3 separate regions of the Homo sapiens genome follow, and all the other regions are linked to region 1. Evidence: chromatin loops called from intact Hi-C (ENCODE). Cell type or tissue: PC-9. All regions are shown on one strand. Links, peaks and the distances in the headings refer to the core of each region. The heading gives the core; the rest is flanking DNA. Region 1 has its middle 15 kb from the start of LINC01108. Region 2 has its middle 180 kb from the start of JARID2-DT. Region 3 overlaps LOC101928354 (a long non-coding RNA gene).

Evidence for each region. Peaks named below come from ENCODE experiments on the same cell type or tissue, not always from the same donor. Only the 100,000 strongest peaks of a DNase experiment are listed, where the experiment ranks them.
Region 2: it touches region 1 in a loop (11-fold over the local background); 2 of 110 quality-filtered maps call a loop at or near these places.
Region 3: a loop joins it to region 1, with 12 times the contacts of the local background. A loop is called at or near these places in 4 of 110 quality-filtered maps.

The regions. Positions count from the first base shown.
Region 1 is chr6:14,267,097-14,273,826 of GRCh38, reverse strand. No RefSeq gene overlaps it. Among named protein-coding and RNA genes, the nearest start is that of LINC01108, 15 kb to the left of the region's middle. RefSeq lists enhancers at 1-876, 2,712-2,856, 2,147-3,346 and a cis regulatory region at 2,779-2,789. In PC-9, for the core only: a CTCF peak has its summit at 2,754; DNase peaks (open chromatin) are centred at 1,526 and 2,526; H3K27ac peaks cover 2,483 bases.
Region 2 is chr6:15,058,664-15,065,393 of GRCh38, reverse strand. No RefSeq gene overlaps it. Among named protein-coding and RNA genes, the nearest start is that of JARID2-DT, 180 kb to the left of the region's middle. In PC-9, for the core only: no CTCF peak of the experiment used is centred there; a DNase peak (open chromatin) is centred at 2,783.
Region 3 is chr6:14,708,471-14,715,200 of GRCh38, reverse strand. The region is part of intron 1 of LOC101928354 (a long non-coding RNA gene); the gene reads left to right. Among named protein-coding and RNA genes, the nearest start is that of LINC01108, 430 kb to the right of the region's middle. In PC-9, for the core only: a CTCF peak has its summit at 3,950 (motif pointing right); DNase peaks (open chromatin) are centred at 1,120, 1,950 and 3,850; H3K4me3 peaks cover 654 bases; H3K27ac peaks cover 4,033 bases.

The sequences.
Region 1 (6,730 bases), core at 753-5,752:
TTGACTCCTAAATAATATCAAATCAGAAATTTCTCATTCGTCTATCTGAGCAATTTGATTGAGACCTGTAATACATCTTTGCTAAACCAGGCCACAAAATGTGTACCCGATCGATATATAATTCCTCAAATACCTATCTTGTTTTCACCTTCCTTCTAGAAACATACATGGCCTTTTTAAATACACACATTTTCTACAGAAATGCTCAGGGCACAGAGGGCTGGAGGTCACAGCCATCTAGGGATCTAGGGTGTGTTGCCTTCTGCAGGCTGTCACGGGGCTCATGTGGGCCAGAAAAGGCTTCTCTGGTCTGAAGGCAATACTTGGCATATGCAGAACGCCTGCTGTCAGCAGTTGCTTTTCAAAGGCGATGTTAATTCCAGCTCATTGTTCTACCCCATTTTCCATTCAGAGGCACAGCACGAGGTATTTGGCAGGCCATGAACTAAAGCTGCACATGTATTCCAATCTCTTTTGGGGTGGGTCCCGGCCTTGCTCCCACACTCTCCCTCTCTCCTCCCACTTTTAGTATTTCAACTTTCTTCCCCTTTTCATTTCTGCTTCCGACTTACATACTGCACGGGTGTGGCCTCGTGGAAAAGTAGATTGGTCTTTGGAAATAGAGCTATTCCCACAATAGGTGGAGATGTGGGATAGATTGGAATGATCCAAACGCAAATCTCAATCCAGATCCTGTCGATACGAGACCGTGGCTGTGGTGTAGACGAGGAAGGCTGGCAAACCCAGAAAGATCCAATGGACAAAGCTTCATCAAGCCCTTATCATGCCTGGCATTGAGGATGTAACAAAGAACAAGGGAGACCCCTGTTCTCAAGGAGCGTAGGGTCCAGTGGGCCATGCTAGGCCTGAGGTCACCTCCCTGAGAAGGAAGCCTTGTCACTGCCATGTTAGAGATGGGCAAGCTCAAGTGCAGAGCCATTACAACCTTCCTAGCAGCCAAGCCTCATTAGTGGCAAACTTCCAGGTCTACTGACTCTGCTCCCTCTATCACAGCTGCCCACTGGCTTAACAGTGGCATCAATACACCCATCCTGGATGACTCTATCCATGACTTGGAATGATCCTTATAACCTATTAAGCAGGAAACAAAATTAAAGAACCCAAATCCAGCTTAGTGCCAGTTTCTAGTGGCATCACCTGATGTGTTCTTTTTGCCTGCTGCACTGATAAAACCAATTCATTGAGACAGTGGTATTGCAGTAGAGAAAGGGTTAATAATTGCAGGGCTAGCCGAGCAGGAGGACAGGAGATATTACTACTCAAATCAGCCTCCCTCAGAACTCAGAGGCTATGGATTTTATAGATTGTTTGTTAGGCAGGGGGCTAGGGAATGGGGGCTGCTAATTGGTTGGGGATGAATTCACAGGAGTATGGAAAATGGTCCTCCTGTCCTGAGTCAGCATCTTGGTGGAGGCCACAAGACTGGTTGAGTCATGAGTCATGGGTCCAGGTGAAGTAAGTCGCCAGAATGCAAAAGTCTGAAAACTATCTCCAAAGGCCAATCTTAGGTTATACAATAGTGATGTTATCTATAGGAGCAATTGGGGAAGTCACAAATCTTGTAATCTCTGACCACATAATTCCTGAGCAGTGAGGAATTATAGAAAAGCAAGCTAGGAACAATGGCGGGTTATTGTTTAACTGTACCTACATTTTAGCAGAGTTCAGGCCCCTCCCATAACCATAATCTTTTAAACTTTTATTAGTTTTTCAAAGGTGGTTTAGTCCCTTAGCAAGGAGAAGGTTAGTTTTTGGGAAGGACTATTATCATTCTTGCTTCAAAGATAAACTATAAGCTAAATTCCTTTCATGTTTAGCTTGGCCTACACCCATGAACGAATGAAGACCAACAGCCTGTGAGGCTAGAAGCAAGATGGAGTTGGCCACACTAGATTTTCTCATTGTCATAATCTTTGCAAAGGAGTTTTAATCTCTAGCTTCCCTTTAAGTTCAAGGTTGAGGTTGCATAGAATAACTTGAAAAATTGGCCTATTATTCAACAACCTTTGTGATAAAGATTACCCCAGAGGGTGTGACCTTAACTCTGAAACATCCTATTATTCTAACAGAAAGGAGTTAGGCTCTTAAACCTGCTCAGTAAATGCCAGATCCAAATATTCTAGGAGGTGCATAGATTTGGTTACCTGGCCTCTCCTCTTGTTGAGTATCTGCTGTACTCCAATTACTACATCCATTTAATCACACTGTGACCGGACCCCACAGTCCAATCACAAGAATGAGTGGTTGGCAGTGTTATGACTAGGCTGTCCCAAAAGCCCTAGTTCCAAATTTACCAGGCAAGGAGAGCAGCAGGAAGACCAGCTGCAGAGGGGATTGACTTTCTTCCACTTGGTCAGGAGGCCGGCACCTTTGAAATTCAAAGGCACTTCCTTAAAGCCAAAAAAAAAAAAAAAAAAAAGCTAGTCCGGGTCCTTCTGATCAGGGAGGATGTGGAGGACGGGTGTGAGTCAGCTCTCCAGGCAGCTGCTGTGAGCTGATGGAGCTTGGGTGGAACCCACTGAGACACCGCACTCCAAAGCACCTACCGCCCAGTGTGGCTAGTGTGGGAATGCCAGTGCATGCCATCCTGCCTTGGGCTTCTCCAAATGAGTGACTGCTTGGCACCAAAGGCAGCACGTCACCCACTGGAGGGCTGAGAGGCAAAGCCACAAGCGATGACAGGCCCTAAAGGAAATAGCGTCACCATAAGCCAGACTGGAACCTTACCAAGGGTGCAGTCTGGAAAAAAAACCCAGATGCTGTGTCAGCTCAGCCACACCCAGCCACAGGAGAGCTGGAAAGGGAAAGATTACCTAGAGAGGTGGGGCAGCTTGGCGCTCTGCAGGGGAGAGAACCAACATCAGGCTTTGCGTTGACCTCAGTAAGAGCTTGTCCAACAAACAGGCCTTGAGTAAGGTGCACCCAGGTTGGAATGTGGGTCCATGACTCCTGATTGTGTGGCCTTGGCCAAAGAGTCTTGGCTCTCTGAGTCTCAATTTCCTCAAAAGTGACAAAAACAAACTTCAGAGAGTCACTGTGAGGATTTAATGAGACAATATGTGCACACACACACACACATGCCCCTAGGACAGTGCCTGACACATAGTAGGTGCTCAATAAATGTTAGTTCTTTTGTCACACCCTGCATCCTACTCATTCATTTGTGAAACCACTCGGAGCAGAGATCCCTGACAGAAAGACCTTCATTTATAGGATAAATGTACTAAGTTCAAGTCTGAATCCTACCCATCCATTTAGAAGCAAGAATAGAAATAGTAATTCCACAGGCCGCCCAGATGTGTGCATCCTTCCTTCCCAATGCATCACTGCTGGTTTTCCCCAGCATTCGCCAGTGCAGTGGAGACCAGAGTTTCAGAGCCTTCCACACTGTCCACTGAACAGCCCCACCCTTGCGCTCAGGCTTTCCTTTCCTATAGACCACCCTGTGAGAGTCTTGGTGAGCCCTGGTCTTCTTTCTGCGCATGGTGTGCCTCCTGTTACCCTCTTCATTCTCACCTCCCTCATCCCCCAATCCTCCCCTCCAGGTCCAGGCTCTTTTCACCTGCTAGGAAGCTGACCTCCTGTTGTCCACCACAGCTCCTCCCCCTTGGTGGAGCCCAAGCTCTCACTCTCCAGGGAATTCTCCATATTGACATTGCCCATCAGGGAGGTCTTGAAATTACATCTCATTTATGTTTCCAAGTGTACGCAGAGCCCATGACTGCCTTCCTTCCTTTCAATCTTTCCAAAATTAAAAAAAAAAAAATTATATATAAGCAGCACAAATCACCTAGCAAACCATGTTAGCAGGAATCTGCGATTCCTTTTTACTTAGACACTGCTGGTGTATAAGTGGATCCTTAGAAAAGGAGAAAGCTAGGGAGTGTCAGGAGGAAGAAGTTGCCCAATTCTCTGCACATGAGAACATCTAGAAAAAAGTAGAGTGGTAGAGTCCTTCTCCCCACACCTCTCCTCCAGCCTGTGAGCTTTGTCTCACTAAAGAAAAGGAGTGAGGGGTGAATAGGAAAGCTACCTTGGGAAGCCAGGGAAGGCAGGCCCCTCTGTCTCCACCCCAGGCACCTCACTTGAAGCCCTGAGGGAAATGAAGCTCTCTGTTTAAAGAAGCAGCATTTCCTCCACCTGCACCTCAGCTATCAGTGAGGGAAGAGAAGCAGCACAAAGAGTTGCAAATTCCCCTCGAGGTCAGGCAACCTCTAGCTTACACCGGGGCAGCTTCCTCAGCTCACTGCCATCCCCCTACAGCAAACCAGAAAATTGAGTGTCTCTCTTTGAGGCTGCCATGGTCCCTGCATGTGAATACACCCAATAGGAAGCCTATCCATTAATGTGAGATTGTGTCCTGTGACCTGGACATAAAATGGGAATGGTGGCATCATTCCAAAATGGCAGATTTGGCACGAGCCTTGGGCCTTGGTTCTGCCACCATTGTTATAATAGACAGAGGTGACATAGGACTGGGTCTCACCTCTTGGTGGATCAAAGGGTTTATTCTTCACTGCTGTTGGCCAAGGGCACATGGGAGTGTAATGGGCTAAATGGTGGCCCCCAATAAGATGTGTCCATGTCCTAAATCCCAGAACCTGCAAGGGTGACCTTATTTAGAAAAAGGGCTTTGCAGATATAATTAAGGATCTCGAGATAAGATCATCCTGGATTATCCAGGTGGGCCCTAAATCCAGTGATAAGTGTCCTTATAAGGGTCACAAAAAGAAGAGACTCATGGAGAAGAGGAGAGGCCATGTGAAAACAGAGGCAGAGATTGGAATGGTGCAGCCACAAGCCAAGAAATGCCTGGGGCCACCAGCAGCTGGAAGAGGCAAGGAAGGATCCTACCCTGGAGCCTTTGGAAGGAGCATGGCCCTGACAACACCTTGATTTTGGACCTCTGTCCTCTAGTACCACGAGACAATAAATTTCTTTACATTAAGTCCCTATGTTTGTGGTAGTTTGCTACAGTAATCCCAGGAAGTTAGCACAGGAGTAGGACAGATTTGTCCATCAGAGATTTGCCCATCAAGAGTCCTCTTTTTGCCTCCACAAACACCCCTTTCTTCTACCTCCTCTGCTCTGTACAGCTACACAGGTCCCCGAGTCTCCAATAGAACTGGAAGAATTGTGAGATACTTTGAGGTATGGTATGTTATTCAGTTCACTGCGTATGGAATTAAAGCATGAAGCAGTCCTTTTCAGGAGAGATATGCAAGCCCTCAGCATAGGGCGTAGCTCAGCATCAGTACCCAACCAATGAATATCCTCCTTCTCCTCCCCTCCAACACTTCTCCCCATTGGATGGCAAGCTCTTGTCCTGTCTGGGCCTAGTGCTTCAGTGACAGCATCAACAGGGCTGCTGAGAAAGCCTGGGAGTGTGTGCTGCACCAGGTGGCTGGCCAAGGGGGACATGGGAGCTGAATTCCACCACGCCCCATTCACCAAACCAAGAGTAGACATTTTTTTTAAGAGACAGGGTCTTACTATGTTGCCCAGGCTGGTCTCAAACTTTTGGGATCAAGCAATCCTCCTTGGCCTCCCAAGTCGCTGGGATTATAGGGGTGAGCCAACATGTCAGGCAGCCAAAGACTACACTTGACAGCCCAAAGTTAAGTGGGTTTTTTGTCAGTTTGCCCAGTTGAAGATGTCGTCTTTCAAAATCAAGGAAAGATACTATCGGAATGATGAAAAAAAATTTGAAATAGACTGTAGTAATGATTGCACAACACGATGCGTGTCATTAGTGTCATTGAATTGTACACTTAAAATTGTTAAAATGATGAATTTGGTGTTATATTTCTCACCACAATTATAAAAAGGTTAATACTGCAATATACCAAACTCATTGACTTATACACGTTAAGTGGGCAAATTATATGGTATGTGAATTATATCTCAATAAAGCCATTTTAAAGAATGCAAACAAATTTTTAAAACACATTTTTTTTGAGAGAGAATTTTGCTCTAGTCCCCCAGGCTGGAGTGCAATGGCGTGATCTCGGCTCACTGCAACCTCCACCTCCCGGGTTCAAGCGATTCTCCTGCCTCATCCTCCCAAGTAGCTGAGATTACAGGTGCCCGCCACCACACCCAGCTAATTTTTGAACTTTTAGTAGAGACGGGGTTTCGTCATATTGGTCAGGCTGGTCTCAAAATCCTGACCTCAGGTGATCCACCCACCTCTGCCTCCCAAAGTGCAGGCATGAGCCACCACGTCCAGCCTTAAAAAACACATTTTACAAAAAGAAAAAACTTAAGACTCCTATTAAACCCATTCCGTGAAAAATTTTTTTTTCAGAAGCTGTGTGTGCTAGCAGAGGCTCTCAACACCAGGCTTGCTCTGTCTTTCACTGGCCATTGACTGGTGGAGTCCAGCTTTTGGTGGCTGTTCGATGCAGGAGATGATGTTCAGCCACACATAGAAACCTCCGTGTTGGAATGCTGATTCTCTGGTCACTCAGCTCATCAGTCAGGCTGCCCACCTCTCAGACTCTAACCGTTAAAACTCCCATTTTCTCTCTTTTCTGTGTCCTAAAACTCGATGTGCAGGCTTTCTCTTTGTCTTTCCCATCTTAATTGGCACATCCTGCATTTTCCAAACCAACTCTTCTATTTCTGGTTTCCCATTAAGGCTTTAGCTTTGCACTGCATCATGCCTTTGATGTTTTGAGAGCTGTGAGCAGGTTCATAGGATGTTTTG
Region 2 (6,730 bases), core at 623-5,622, 790 kb before region 1:
CCAAGAATTGCAGAACCCTACTTTCTTGGCACTCACAGAAGAAAGACCTTTACCTGTAGATTTCAGTGTCTCTGTTTTAGTTGGAATTTTATTGCAAATGCTTGTGATATGGTTTGGCTTTGTGTCCTCACCCAAATCTCATCTTGAATTGTAAAACCCACGTGTCGAGGAAGGGACCTGGTGGGAGGTGATTGGATCATGGGGGAGGTCACCCTCATGCTGTTCTCGTGACAGTTGATAGTGAATGGGCTCACACCTGGCCAAGTACTTAATAATTTTATCAAATCTCATCCGACTTATATGTTTCTTAAAAGACAAGTGGAATCCAACCCCAATAGAAAAACCTAACTGACGGTAAATCTAGAAAATTCTGGTAAATCTGGTAAATGCTGGTAAATCTTAGAAAATTCTTTTTTTTTTTTTTTTGAGGCGGAGTCTCACTCTTTTGCCCAGGCTGGAGTGCAGTGGCGCAATCTTGGCTCACTGCAAGCAAGCTCCGCCTCCGGGGTTCACGCCATTCTCCTGCCTCAGCCTCCCAAGTAGCTGGGACAACAGGCGCCCACCACCACACCCGGCTAATTTTTTGTATTTTTAGTAGAGACGGGGTTTCACTGTGTTAGCCTGGATGGTCTCGATCTCCTGACCTCGTGATCCGCCTGCCTCGGCCTCCCAAAGTGCTGGGATTACAGGCGTGAGCCACCGCGCCCAGCCAAATCTTAGAAAATTCTGTCATTGATTTTATTTTTTCCTGAAAAGTGAAAAAAGACTCTGACTGCTCAATTTTAATAGCGGAGTATCTTTTGAAACAATAACGTGATAATAAATTTGCAGCTGCGTGTGGTGGCTCATGCCTGGAATCCAAGCAATTTGGGAGGCTGAGGTGGGAGGATTGCTTGAGCCCAGGAGTTTGAGACCAGCCTGGGCAACATAGGGAGACCCTGTCTCTATATTGAAAAAATTTTTATTTTAAATATAAAAAAAATAAGTAAGGGCTGGACTCAGTGGCTCATGCCTGTAATCCCAGGACTTTGGGAGGCAGAGGTGGGTGGGTTGCTTGAGTGCAGGAGTTCAAGACCAGCCTGGGCAACATGGTGAGACTCTGTCTCCACTAAAAATACAAAATAATTAGCCTGGTGTGGTAGCGCTTGCCTGTAATCCCAGCTACTCAGGAGGCTGAAGCAGGAGAATCACTTGAACCCAGGAGCTGAAGGTTGCAGTGAGCCTGGATTGCGCCACTGCATTCCAGCCTGGGTGGGTGACTCTGACTCTTTCTCCAAAAAAAGAAAGAAAAAAAGAAAGTATATTTGAGAAGTATTATCCTAACAAATAAGTATTCCAGTATAAGTGATATTCTGACCTTAAAAAATAATATCTCTTCTCTATATGGGCTCATAAAAAATAATAAAAATACTATGACATTTGTATATCATCTTACTACTTACATGGAACTACCATATTGATTCTATTATTTGACCCTGAAAAGTAATGTCAGAAGCAATTATTATAATTATAACCATTTAAATGATGAGGCAAGTGAGAATGAGTTAGATTGTTCCCAGGCGTGCATCTTATTGGTAGAAGAGTTGGTGGACAGGCCCAGATCTGCCTTCCAAAACCCCACATGTAGGCTGGGTGGGGTGGCTTATGCCTGTAATCCCAGCACTTTGGGAAGCTGAGGTCACTTGAGCCCAGGAGTTCAAGGCTGCAGTGAGCTATTATTGCAGCACTGCATTCCAGTCTGGGTGACTGAGTGAATGAGATCCTGTCTCTAAAAAAGGGAAGTGCGTGCATGCGCGTGTGTGTGTGTGTTGAGACAGGGTTTCACTCATGCCACCCAGGCTGGAGTGCAATGGCACCATCTCGACTCACTGCAACCTCTGCCTCTGAGGCTCAATGGATCCTCCAACCTCAGCCTTCCAAGTAGCTGGGACTACAGGCTCATGCCACTGTACCTAGCTAATTTTTGTATTTTTCATGGTGATGGAGTTTCGCCATGTTGTCCAGGCTGGTCTCAAACTCCTAAGCTCAAATGATTGGCCCACCTCTGCCTTCCAAAGTGCTGGGATTACAAGCATGAGCCACCACACCCGGCAAGCTTCAATTGTGCTTCCAGGGCTCTTAAAGTATCTGTAGACCCAAGATGTCTGGGGGTGGAGGTGTGTGAGGCAGGGCCAGGAGGTAGCACCTCTGATGGGCCATGGTGATAAGATTGAGACCAGGGGAGGAATTAGGCCACATGCTAGCCTCTGGTCTCTGGTTGACTTTTCTTGTTTCATTTGCCCACGGCTGGTTATCCCAACTGCCTCTGACAAAGATTTTTCAGCGACCATAATCAGGCTGATCCCACAAATAAGCTCAAGCTAAGAATAAATGCAGCGCTGGGGAACATGAACATGAACATGAGCATTAAAACCAGGATCATAGTCACCACAGGCCCATAGTTCCATATCTGAAATCCTTGGAGCCACATGGCTTTCAGGACTCAGGGTGTTACCTACCACTGCTGGTGGACTCTCCTGCAGTATTGTGCAATCAAGCATCTTACTATTTCTGAAGCCAAAGGATAGATATGCACATGGAATGAGACAATGTCTATAAATAGGCTCATGTCAGTTCAGGCCAGGTCAGGCCTTGACATGCAATGAGTTATGTAGTAAGTTGTGGTTTGGGGAGCTTCTTGAATTTCAGCATTGTGGATAAGGAATAATAGACCCTTATCCGTGTAATGCCATCGTCACGCCATTTTCTCCTCATTACTCATCTCAAAGACAAAACATCTTCTTGCTGGAGTTCACAATCGCTAGTGTTCGATTCCTTAGAAGGACATGTGATGTCATCATTCTTGGGATGCCTCTTAATATGGGAAGGCCCAGTTTTTGACCCTGAAGAATTACCTTTAGATGTTCAGCTTAGGGAAGTGTGGCAAATGAGCAAGTTCTCAAGAACGGTTGGAATTTTGTAGACTGAGGGGCCTGGGCGGAGTCCCTCCATGTGACAGCTGTGGCAAGAGCAGGTGTTCACTTTCTATAAGGGACGGATCAGGGAGACAGATGGACTGCAGCACAAGCTTTGTGCCGGGAAGTCATGATTTGAGCTGGGTGACAGGCTGCCAGGATTATAAAATGAAGGGTTTGGGTTACATGTCTTAAACAACAAAAAATCACTGAAAGTTTTTGGGCAGAGACTGATGGAATAAAAATGAGTCCTAAGCTGGGCATGGTGGCTCATGTCTGTAATCCCAATAATTTGGAAGGCTGAGGTGGGAGGATCTTGAGTCCAGCAGTTTCAGACCAGACTGGGCAACATAGTGAGACCCCATCTCTACAAAAAATAACAGGACATGATGGTGCATGCCTGTGGTCCCAGCTACTCAGGAGGCCGAGGTGGGAGGATCGCTTGAGCCTGGGAAGTTGAGGCTACAGTGAGCCACTACTTCACTCAGCCTGGGAAACAGAATAACACCCTGTCTCAAAAAAAAAAAAAAAAAAAAAAAGGCAGCCAGGCACAGTGCCTCACACCTGTAATCCCACGAATTTGGAAGGCCGATGTGGGCAGATCACCTAAGGTCAGGAGTTTGAGACCAGCCTGGCCAACATGGCGAAACCCCATCTCTACTAAAAATACAAAAATTAGCCAGGCATGGTGGCACATGCCTGTAATCCCAGCTACTCAGGAGGCTGAGGCACGAGAATTGCTTGAACCGGGATGTGGAGGTTGCAGTGAGCCAAGATTGGCCCACTGCACTCCAGCCTGGGCGACAGAGTGAGACTCTGTCTCAAAAGAAAAAAAAAAAAAAAAAAAAAGGAAACTGCTCACTGTTTGCTGAATTTAGCAACCTGGCCCAGCATTGGAAGCTCTGTTCTGCTTTGTCCTTTGCCTGAAATGCCCTTCCCGGGCTCCCTCCCGGGTGTGCTCCCATTCATCTTTCAGGACTCAGCTCAAATGTCACCTGCTTTGTGGAAGGTCTCCTTGGCCTCCCTGGGGAGCACTCACTGCTCCTTTCTCTATGCCTTTGCAGGCACCTGAGGGCACTTCTCTCATTTCACTGTGACTTCCTCCAGGGCAGGCTCTAAGTCTCTTGTTTTTTGACTGGCATGTGGCACAATTCTTGGCCCCCAAGAGTGCTAAGTAATTGTTAGCTGAATAAATGCCGCTGATATGTCTTCTATCATCTCTTAATATTTTCTCAGTTCCCTATTTTTTGTTTGTGTTTTAAAATGGATCATATCTATGTAATGGGAATGGTAAATCTCATGTGGGTTAAATTTTAGGACATAAGAGTTATCATCAGCTTCCAATAAAGAACCATGGATGGCTGGGTGTGGTGGCTCATGCCTGTAATCCCAGCATTCTGGGAGGCTGAGGTGGGCAGATCTCTTGAGGTCAGGAGTTTGAGACCAGTCTTGCCAACATGGCGAAACCCTGTCTCTACTAAAAATACAAAAGTTAGCTGGGCATGGTGGTGGGCACCTGTAATCCCAGCTACTTGGGAGGCTGAGGCAGGAGAATTGCTTGAACCTGGGAGGCAGAGGTTGCAGTGAGCTGGGATCGTGCCACTGCACTCCTGCCTGGGTGACAGAGTGAGATTCCACCTCAAAAAAAAAAAAAAAAAAAAAAGAAAGAAAGAAAGAAAGAAAAAAAAAAGAGAGAGACAGAAGACAAAAGGACACATAAATAAGAATACAATGTGAACACAAAGGCAGGGATTGGAGTGAGGCAGCTACAAGTCAAAACACTGACTGCCAATACCTACCAGAAGTTAGGAGACAGGCATGGAATGGATTCTCTATCAAAGCCTCCAGAAGGAACCAACCTTCCTGTCACCTTGATTTTGGACTTCCTGGCCTCCTGAACTGTGGGAATAGATTTAAATTCGAGGTAATTTCTGTGATAATCCTAGGAATTTTTTTTTTTTTTGAGACAGAGTTTTTTTGCTCTTGTTGCCCAGGCTGAAGTGCAATGGTGCAGTCTTGGCTCACTGCAACCTCCGCCTCCCGAGTTCAACCGATTTTCCTGCCTCAGCCTCCCGAGTAGCTAGGATTACAGGTGTGTGCCACAACTCCCAGCTAATTTTTTGTATTTGTAGTAGAGACGGGGTTTCATCATGTTGGCCAGGCTGGTCTCGAACTCCTGACCTCAGGTGATCCACCTGCCTCGGCCTCCCAAAGTGCAGGGATTACAGGCGTGAGCCACTGCGCCTGGCTAACTCTAGGAAATTAATACAAATGCCATTGGTCTTATTTTATTTTATTTATTTATTTATTTTTTTGAGACAGAGTATCACTGTGTCACCTAGGCTGGAGTGCAGTGGCATGATCTTGGCTCATTGCAACCTCAGCCTCCCAGGTTCAAGCAATTCTCCCTGCCTCAGCCTCCCAAGTAGCTGAGACTACAGGCGCCCACCATGACACTGGGCTAATTTTTGTATTTTTAGTAGAAACGGGATTTCACCATTTTGGCCAGGCTGGCCTTGAACTCCTGACCTCAGGTGATTCTCCTGCCTTGGCCCCCCAAAGTGCTGGGATTACAGGTGTGAGCCACAGTACTCGGCCATTGCTTTTATTTCAAGCGGTGTCATTTAATGGCCCATGGAGATATCAAGAAGCAGTGTAGCATAAAGGTTAGGGGCTCAGGACGGGAGTCAGACAGTCTGGATGTAGTTTCAGCTCTATTCTCTGAACTTGGATTTTTTCATCTGAAGGATGGGGTGATATAATATTAGTAGCTACCTGCTATAGAATGACTGTTTTTGTCCCCACCAATATTCGTATGTTGAAATCATAACCCCTAATGTAATGATATTAGGAGGTGGAGCTTTGGTAGCTGATTAGGCTGTAAGACAGAGCTCTTATGAGTAAGATTAATACCTGCTATGGTTTGAATATTTGTGGCCCCCCTCACCCAGATTCATAGGTTGAAACCTAATCTCCAATGCAGTAATAAGAGGGATATGACTTGGTCATAAGGGTGGAGCCCTCATGAGTGAGATTAGTGCCCTTATAAAAGAAACCCAAGGGAGCTTCTTCATTCCTTCTGCCATATGAAGACACAGCAGGAGACACAATCTATGAACCTGTAAGAAGGTCCTCGCCAGACATCGAATCTGCTGGTACCTTGATCTTGGACCTCCCAGCCTTCAGAATTGAGAGTAATACATTTCTTTTGTTTCTAAATTACCCAGTCTAAGGTCTTTTGTGATAGCAGCAGAACAGACTAAGACAGTGTCCATATAAAGGAGACCCTCCGTGGGGTGGGGACAAGGATTGAAAAACTACCTAGTGGGTACCATGCTCATTATCTGTGTAATGGGTACTCTAGAAGCTCAGCACCTACCAGAACACATTATTGCAATATACCCATGTAGTAAATGTGCACACGTATCCCCTGAATCTAAATTTTTTTTAAAAAAGGAAAGACCCTGGAGAACCCCTTGCTCCTTCTGACATTTGAGGTTTTAGCAAGAAGATGGTAATCTGTGAACCAAAAACAAGCCCTCACCAGATACTGAATCTAGTGGCACCTTATCTTGTACTTCCAGCCTTCAGAACTGCGAGAGAGAGAGAGAAAAAAAAAAAAGAATGTTATTTGAACCACCCAGTCTATAGTATTTTTGTCATAGCAGCCTGAACAGACTAAGATACCAACATGTAAGACTCTAGCAGGGGCCGGTGGAAATTGAGACAATAGATGAAAAGTATTTATATGCATACAGAAGACACTCGATACATGT
Region 3 (6,730 bases), core at 994-5,993, 440 kb before region 1:
GTGAGTGCTGGGGAAACATATGTGGATAAATGTTCAGATGTTGCAAACGAGGATGATTAAAACTTGAACCATTCATCTTCACCCAGTGGTGTTCGGATGTCCAAATTTGCCATGTCTGTGTTATAGGTAGGGAAACAGAGGCACAGGGAAGGGAAAGAGGCTGGCAAGCTCTCAAGTTCATCTTGGTATCATTTTTTAGGAGGGGTACAATGACCAGGTCACCTCTGGTGGCTTATTTTGAACCAACCATTTGCAGAAAAGTGAAGCCCGATCCTTCTCATGCGTTGTCTTCTACAATTGCAGTAGCCATCTGACAGATAATAGAATAATAGGAAGATGTTGCCTTGGACAATGGGCCAGCCAAAGAGCTGAATGAGAGACACTAAAATAAATAAATAAATATTCTAAAAAAGGCATTTTGACAGAAAAATTCTCCAAAGAGGGGAGGCATTCTCTTGTCTTTTCCTATCCACCTTTGCAGCAGGGTATCTTTTCCCCCTCACTTGGAGTCTTTCATCAGCTTTGGGCCCTTTCCTAGCTCCTCTGCTCTTTTAGAGACTTTTTTTTCAGGGGCCATGTAGTGGTTTAGATTTTAATGGAAGTATGTTAGGTGGGGCCTGGCTTCCATTATGCTGAGCTCAGGCCTAGTGATGTGATCTGTCCTCTTCACTGTTGTCAGGGAAGAAAAGAAGGAAGGGAGGAAGAAAAGGAAGAGAGGAAGGAAGGAAGGAAGGAGGGGAGGAAGGAAGGAAGGAAGGAAAGAAGGAAGGAAGGGAGGGAGGAAGGGAGGGAGTTAAATTAAGTTTAGCCCTAAAGCTATCTCCCTACATATTTTAAGTTCAGCCTAAAGGTTTCTCTGTACACAGTAAATGGTCACCCACCTGGACATGTAAACAGACTGTAATCTATTATTGTGCCAATCACCAAATTTTGGCCAATCACAGGGGGCCAACTGTTCAAGCCCTGTTCAAGTAAGGCAAACACCAGATTGTGACCAATCCAGCTGTTTCTGTACCTCACTTCTGTTTCCTGTCCATCACTCTCCTTTTACTGTCCATGAGTCTTCCACCATGTGGCTATGCTGGAGCCCCTCTCAACCTATTCTGGTTCAAGGGCTGCCTGATCCACGAATCATTATTTGCTCAATTAAACTCGGTTAAATTTTATTTGTCTAAGGTGTATCTTTTAACAGAGGGAGAGAAGAAGGAACTTATAGCAACTATCACGATGACAGTCGTATCATGCGTTCTTAGAAAAACAACCCTGAGGGTCGGCAATGGCTTTAGTATACTGAAGGGAATTTATAGTCGAAAACAATTAGTTTTAAAATGCAGCTGCACAGTCAAAACACTTGAAGAACTTAAAAACAATACTGGTGCCTGAGCCGCATTCCCAGAGAGCCTGGGGTGGAGACTGGACATCAGCACTTTTAAAGTCTCCCCTGGAGGCTGCAAAGCGCAGCCAGGGTTGAGAATCACTGTTCTAGATGGATCCCTCCTCGCATCCAGGAACAGCTGTTTGGAATAGAATCTTTGGATGGTGGAGTTTTTCACATGGTGAAAGGGTTGGGAACTTGTGTGGGAGAAGGCTCTGGAAGCAGAAGAACAATGGGAAGAGCTTTGATATCATCCAAGGTGGTCGTGGAGAGACTTGGCTGAAAGGTCCTTCACACCAACCTGGGGATGGGGAGATTTGATTTCATACTCGGGGTTCAGGAAGCAGAGAATTTTCTGCTCTCTACAGTTGAGAGCAGCCTGGGAGGACATCCAGCCTCTTCTACTCCCCTGCTGTGTTTTCTAGGCTTTGTAATCTGCCGTTTGGTTTCCTGGAGTGACCTACCGCCTAGGAAGGGAGCGCCCTGGACAGGCAGCTGGTCTCAGTTCTCCGGCCAGGAATACAGGAGAACCTTACATAACCCTGCAATTGAGCTCTTGGAAAGGAATGGCTGCCTGATGCAAAAATGCTTAATGAGAGGTGAACAATTAATGGAGGATGGGGCTCTGTTCCCAGGCCAACTAGGAGTGAGTGGTGACGGGTGCACAGGGTCTCGGAGTCACCCTGGGGCTGTGCTCATTCCTGACTCATCAGCAGCTCACTCACGACAGGCACATGCTGATGTCTCCATAGTTTGTCCCCAGGCAAGCATTCTGTTTCTATCTTGGTCTTGCCCTGCACACTCAGTTTTGGTATTTTAAAGGATTTGCTAATAATGTTCCTTTAGAATCGTTTTGTGGATCTGTCTTTCCCTTCCTTCTTTCCTTTGTGAGGGTTGTCTGGCATCTTTTTTTTACTCCCTGGCTGGTTATTCACAAACCAGAGGAACAGTCCTCATGTACATCAAACTTACCTCTCAACTCTCCAGGTGCTAAACCTTCTCATGGAGAAGAACAAACTTGACTGCTAGCCCATTCTGCAGCAGAATTCTGAGAGCTAGGGCAGGCTCTGTTACAGGTCAGGAGAATTGGCCTGATTAGAAACCATTTGAGGTAGGGAATGGGGGCTCACACCTGAATCCCAGCACTTTGGGACACTGAGGCCAGGAGTTGGAGACCAGCCTGGTCAATACATGAGACCCTGTCTCTACAAAAAAAAAAAAAAAAAAAAAAAAAAAAAAAATTTTTAGTACTCCGAATAAATGTATCTGTAAAAGGAAAGCCACAGTAATTCAGAGTCATGGTTTATATACCTATTTCACATAAGATGCCACTGTATCTTCTCCTACAATTAATAAGTTGTCTTTTTAGTACAATTCAGGTCTCTTTGCTTTTGGGTCTTAGAAGCCTAATTTTCTAGGCTCTGGCTATCTTTGACTACTAATAATATCATAAAACTATGATAATGATAATAACTCTTATTTATAAGAGTTGATATCAGGCACTGGTGTAAGGGCTTTCCTTACGTTACTGAATCTAATCCGTACATAAGATCAGTGTAGTCAGCATGATTAGTATCATCTCTAGGTTACACATGAGGGAATCAGGGCTTAGAACATCTGAGAAAATCCAGTGACGATAGAGTTTGAATTCAAATTGACATCATTCTGATTCCAGAGCTGATTCTTAGCCATGTCATATTCTAAGTGACGTTGAGATGACACGCATGATCTCATTCAATCATGTGGCTTTAAAATCCATCTATATGATGGGTGAGCCTCAAATTTATATCTCTAACTTAAACCCTCCCCAGGCTTGGGGATGCAACTGCCTGCTGTCATTGTCAGTCCAATTTCTTTCTTTCTTTTTTTTGAGATGGAGTCCCACTCTGTCACCCAGGCTGGAGTGTAGTGGCACGATCTTGGCTCACTGCAACCTCTGCCTCCTGGGCTCAAGCAATTCTTCCACCTCAGCCTCCTGAGTAGCTGGGACTACAGGTGTCTGCCACACCCAGATAATTTTTGTATTTTTAATAGAGGTGGGGTTTCACCATGTTGGCCAGGCTGGACTCAAACTCCTGACTTCAGGTGACCCACCCGCCTCAGCCTCCCAAAGTGCTGGGATTACAGGCGCCCAGCCCCTCAGTTGAATTTCTAACAGGCACCTCACACCTAAGCTGACCTAACAAGCTTGTTCTTGCCCCCTTGCTCTCCCTGCTCCCTCAGTAAATTTGTCTCCATTCAGTTACTCAGGCCTCGATGAAGGAGTCACCCTTGACTCCTCTCTTTCACAGCTCACATGGACACCATCAGCAAATCCAGTGGGATGCCTGTATTCAGAATCCATCCACTCCTTCCCTCCTCCACTGTTGCTGCTCCTCTACTGTCTGTTTTCAACACAGATGTCAGAGTGAGTCAGCTTTTGTCACTTCCTTGCTCAAAATCTTATCTCATTCAGAGAGTTCCAGTTAGTAAGTTATCATCTTTCAGCTCCAAAGCCTTCCTTCAATACTTGATTCTATGCTGGGCCCCTGAACACTGCATTTCTCCTTTGTTGGGCTCCTTGTTGCACTCAGCCAGTAGGGGTTGCTAGAGAGGCTCCTACTCTTTCCCATGGGTATCCTGTCTGCCTGTGGCTCCTGTGTGCAGCACCCCAGTACTGCTGCTTCATCTTGGCAGCAGCAGTTTCTTCCTGTAGCAGCTGTTCAATCTACGTTGCAATTTTTCCTACACTCAAGAACCAGACTCATTGTGCCTTTTTAGGGCCACAGCACTGACTGCCATTGCCCCATCTTTGAGGTTTGGGTTCTAGCCCCATGGGACTGTTTTCTAAGCTTCTAAATTTTAATTATCCGACAGCCCCCTTTTTCTTCTGCCAGCCCCAGGGGTGGAGCTTCCTGAAGTTGTTATACGAAAGACACCTTAGAGTTGTCTTTTTACTCTTTCAGTTACCTGGTTAAGACTTTATTCCTAGAAAATTATTCTTTATATTAAATTAGCCGTGTTAAAATAACTGGTGTGGCTTCTGTCTCCTGGTTAGGCCCTGACTGATGTGCTGAGTTAAAGGTGAAGTCCTTAAAATGGTTTGCAAGGTTGCAAGCGATCTGGCTTCCGGCCACCTCTCCTGTCTTAGCTCCTTCCACTGTCACCGTCATTCCTCGCTCCTTTTGGCCCCTTGCTGTTCTGTAAACACACCAATCCCTCTCCTGCCTCACAGTCTTGGCCCTTTCTGATCCCTTTGCCTGAAAAACCCTGCCCTGCAATTCTACATGGCCTCTCTTTCCCCTGCTTGGGTCTTCCTGAGATGTTACCTCTTCAGTGAGACCTTCCCTGACCGCACCACATAATCCACATCCCCCACTCCCCCCACCCCTGCCTGGATGATTTCTGTCCTTCTTAATCTGCCTTGCTTTTTCCATAGCACCTATCACCATCTGATAGTCTGTTTATTCATACTTGATTATTTGTTAATTCCTGTGTCCCCCTAACTAGCAAATAAACACCCCAACAAGGCAGAACTTTTCCTACTTTAGTGATTGCTACATCCCAGACTTTATAACAGTGTCTGGCGCATATAAATGCTTGAAAAGTATTTGTTGAGTGAATAGTAAAATTGAAGTTCTGGACTGTCAGGATTAAGACTGTCCTAGGCCCGGTGCTAGAGGGAGAATCCTAAAGAGGACGCTGGCCTTAGAGGAAAATGGTAATCATGCTTCCCACACCACATGTCAGGGAGAGCAGATGGCAGTGTCAGCTCACAGTTCGCATGAGTTTGGGGTGTACTTTTGAAGACTGAGTAATGTCTTTTCTCTCCCTTCTCCAAATTGCTATTGTTAGACCTGAAAAAGCCTGTAATAAAATTTGGAAGCTACTGAGTTTATGACATCTCAACTTTACCCTCCATTTCCACCCCAAATGGCTTTTGAACTGACACTGAATTGCTGCCTTATTAAATACCATCCTGAGAACTTTACAGAACATTTTAAGTGATGCCGAGCTCCCATGAGCTTCAATCATAATGGAAGAGCCTGGGACCGTTGGTTGTCAGCTTTTTCTTGTCATCTACATGGGGACTGTCTGTGAGGGTGTGTCTGCTGGGTGAAGTGCCACACCTCGCTTCCGAGACGGGGCCTAGCTCGCTAATCCAAGAGGGCTAGCAACATTTGCAAACCAGGAAGAGGCAAGAGAGGACTTTCTTAACAGTAGCAGTTACTGGAGACCTAACTTCTGAGGGTTGCAGGTTGAATTGTCCCTAATTCCTGGGGATGACAGGTTCCACTCTGCCCTGCCAGATTATGGGGACGCTCCCTGAATTACAGTGGCAGCTGTTGGGTTCCACTGCTGCGACTCATCTCTTCAGTCTTGTTGGCCTTGGATCTCAGCCACCCGAGTTTCAGAAGGTGGTAAGCTGGCCAGTGTTCTTGGCCCCAGAACACGGTTGTGATTGGTGCCATGTTAAATGCGAGTAGCAATTATGGCTGCCGATTTGAAAGGAGGCTGAACACGCTGGCTTTCATCGGGTCACCTTTGCTTGGCCACATGAGACTTTCCACTTAGGAAAATGAGGGCTGAATTCTTGATCCAGACAGGCTCTTTCAAGGTGTTGCGTTTCTGCTCTCAGATAAGACAACCCTGTGAAGTTGGGTGCTTTCTGCACTGTCACTGAACTTGGTGCCCTGTGAAAGGAGATTCTCTCTCTTTTTTTTTTTTTGAGATGGAGTCTTGCTCTGTTGCCCAGGCTGGAGTGCAGTGACGCGATCTCGGCTCATGCAACCTCTGCCTCCCAGGTTCAAGTGATTCTCCTGCCTCAGCCTCCCGAGTAGCTGGGGCTACAGGCATGTGCCACCATGCCTGGCTAATTTTTTGTATTTTTAGTAGAGACAGGGTTTCACTATGTTGGCCAGGCTGGTCTCGAACTCCTGACCTCATGATCCGCCCGCCTCAGCCACGTAAAGTGCTGGGATTACAGGTGTGAGCCACCATGCCCGGCTGAAAGGAGATTCTTAAATACACAAAATCCTTCACTCCAAGGGTTTAGATTTTTTGCTCAGTTTTAGCTGCAGACTTTGCTCAGTTTAGAGCTACTAGGGCTTTAGTTTACTGTGCCATATTTGAAACTAAAAGTCTGAATTATGCTTTATTTTTTGCATGTGTTATAGATAGCACGTAATGAATAAGCACCCTCAGAATACCTAGCACCATGTTAGGGAAACACAACGCTGAGGCCTTGGTCGTTGTCCTCAGGAAACTCTCACTGTATTTACGGTCCAAAAGGAGGTCCAATAAAACAAGACTATATATAAGCATTAAAATATCTATAGAAAGTCAGAGGAGAAACAGGTAGTTGTGGATCTGTGT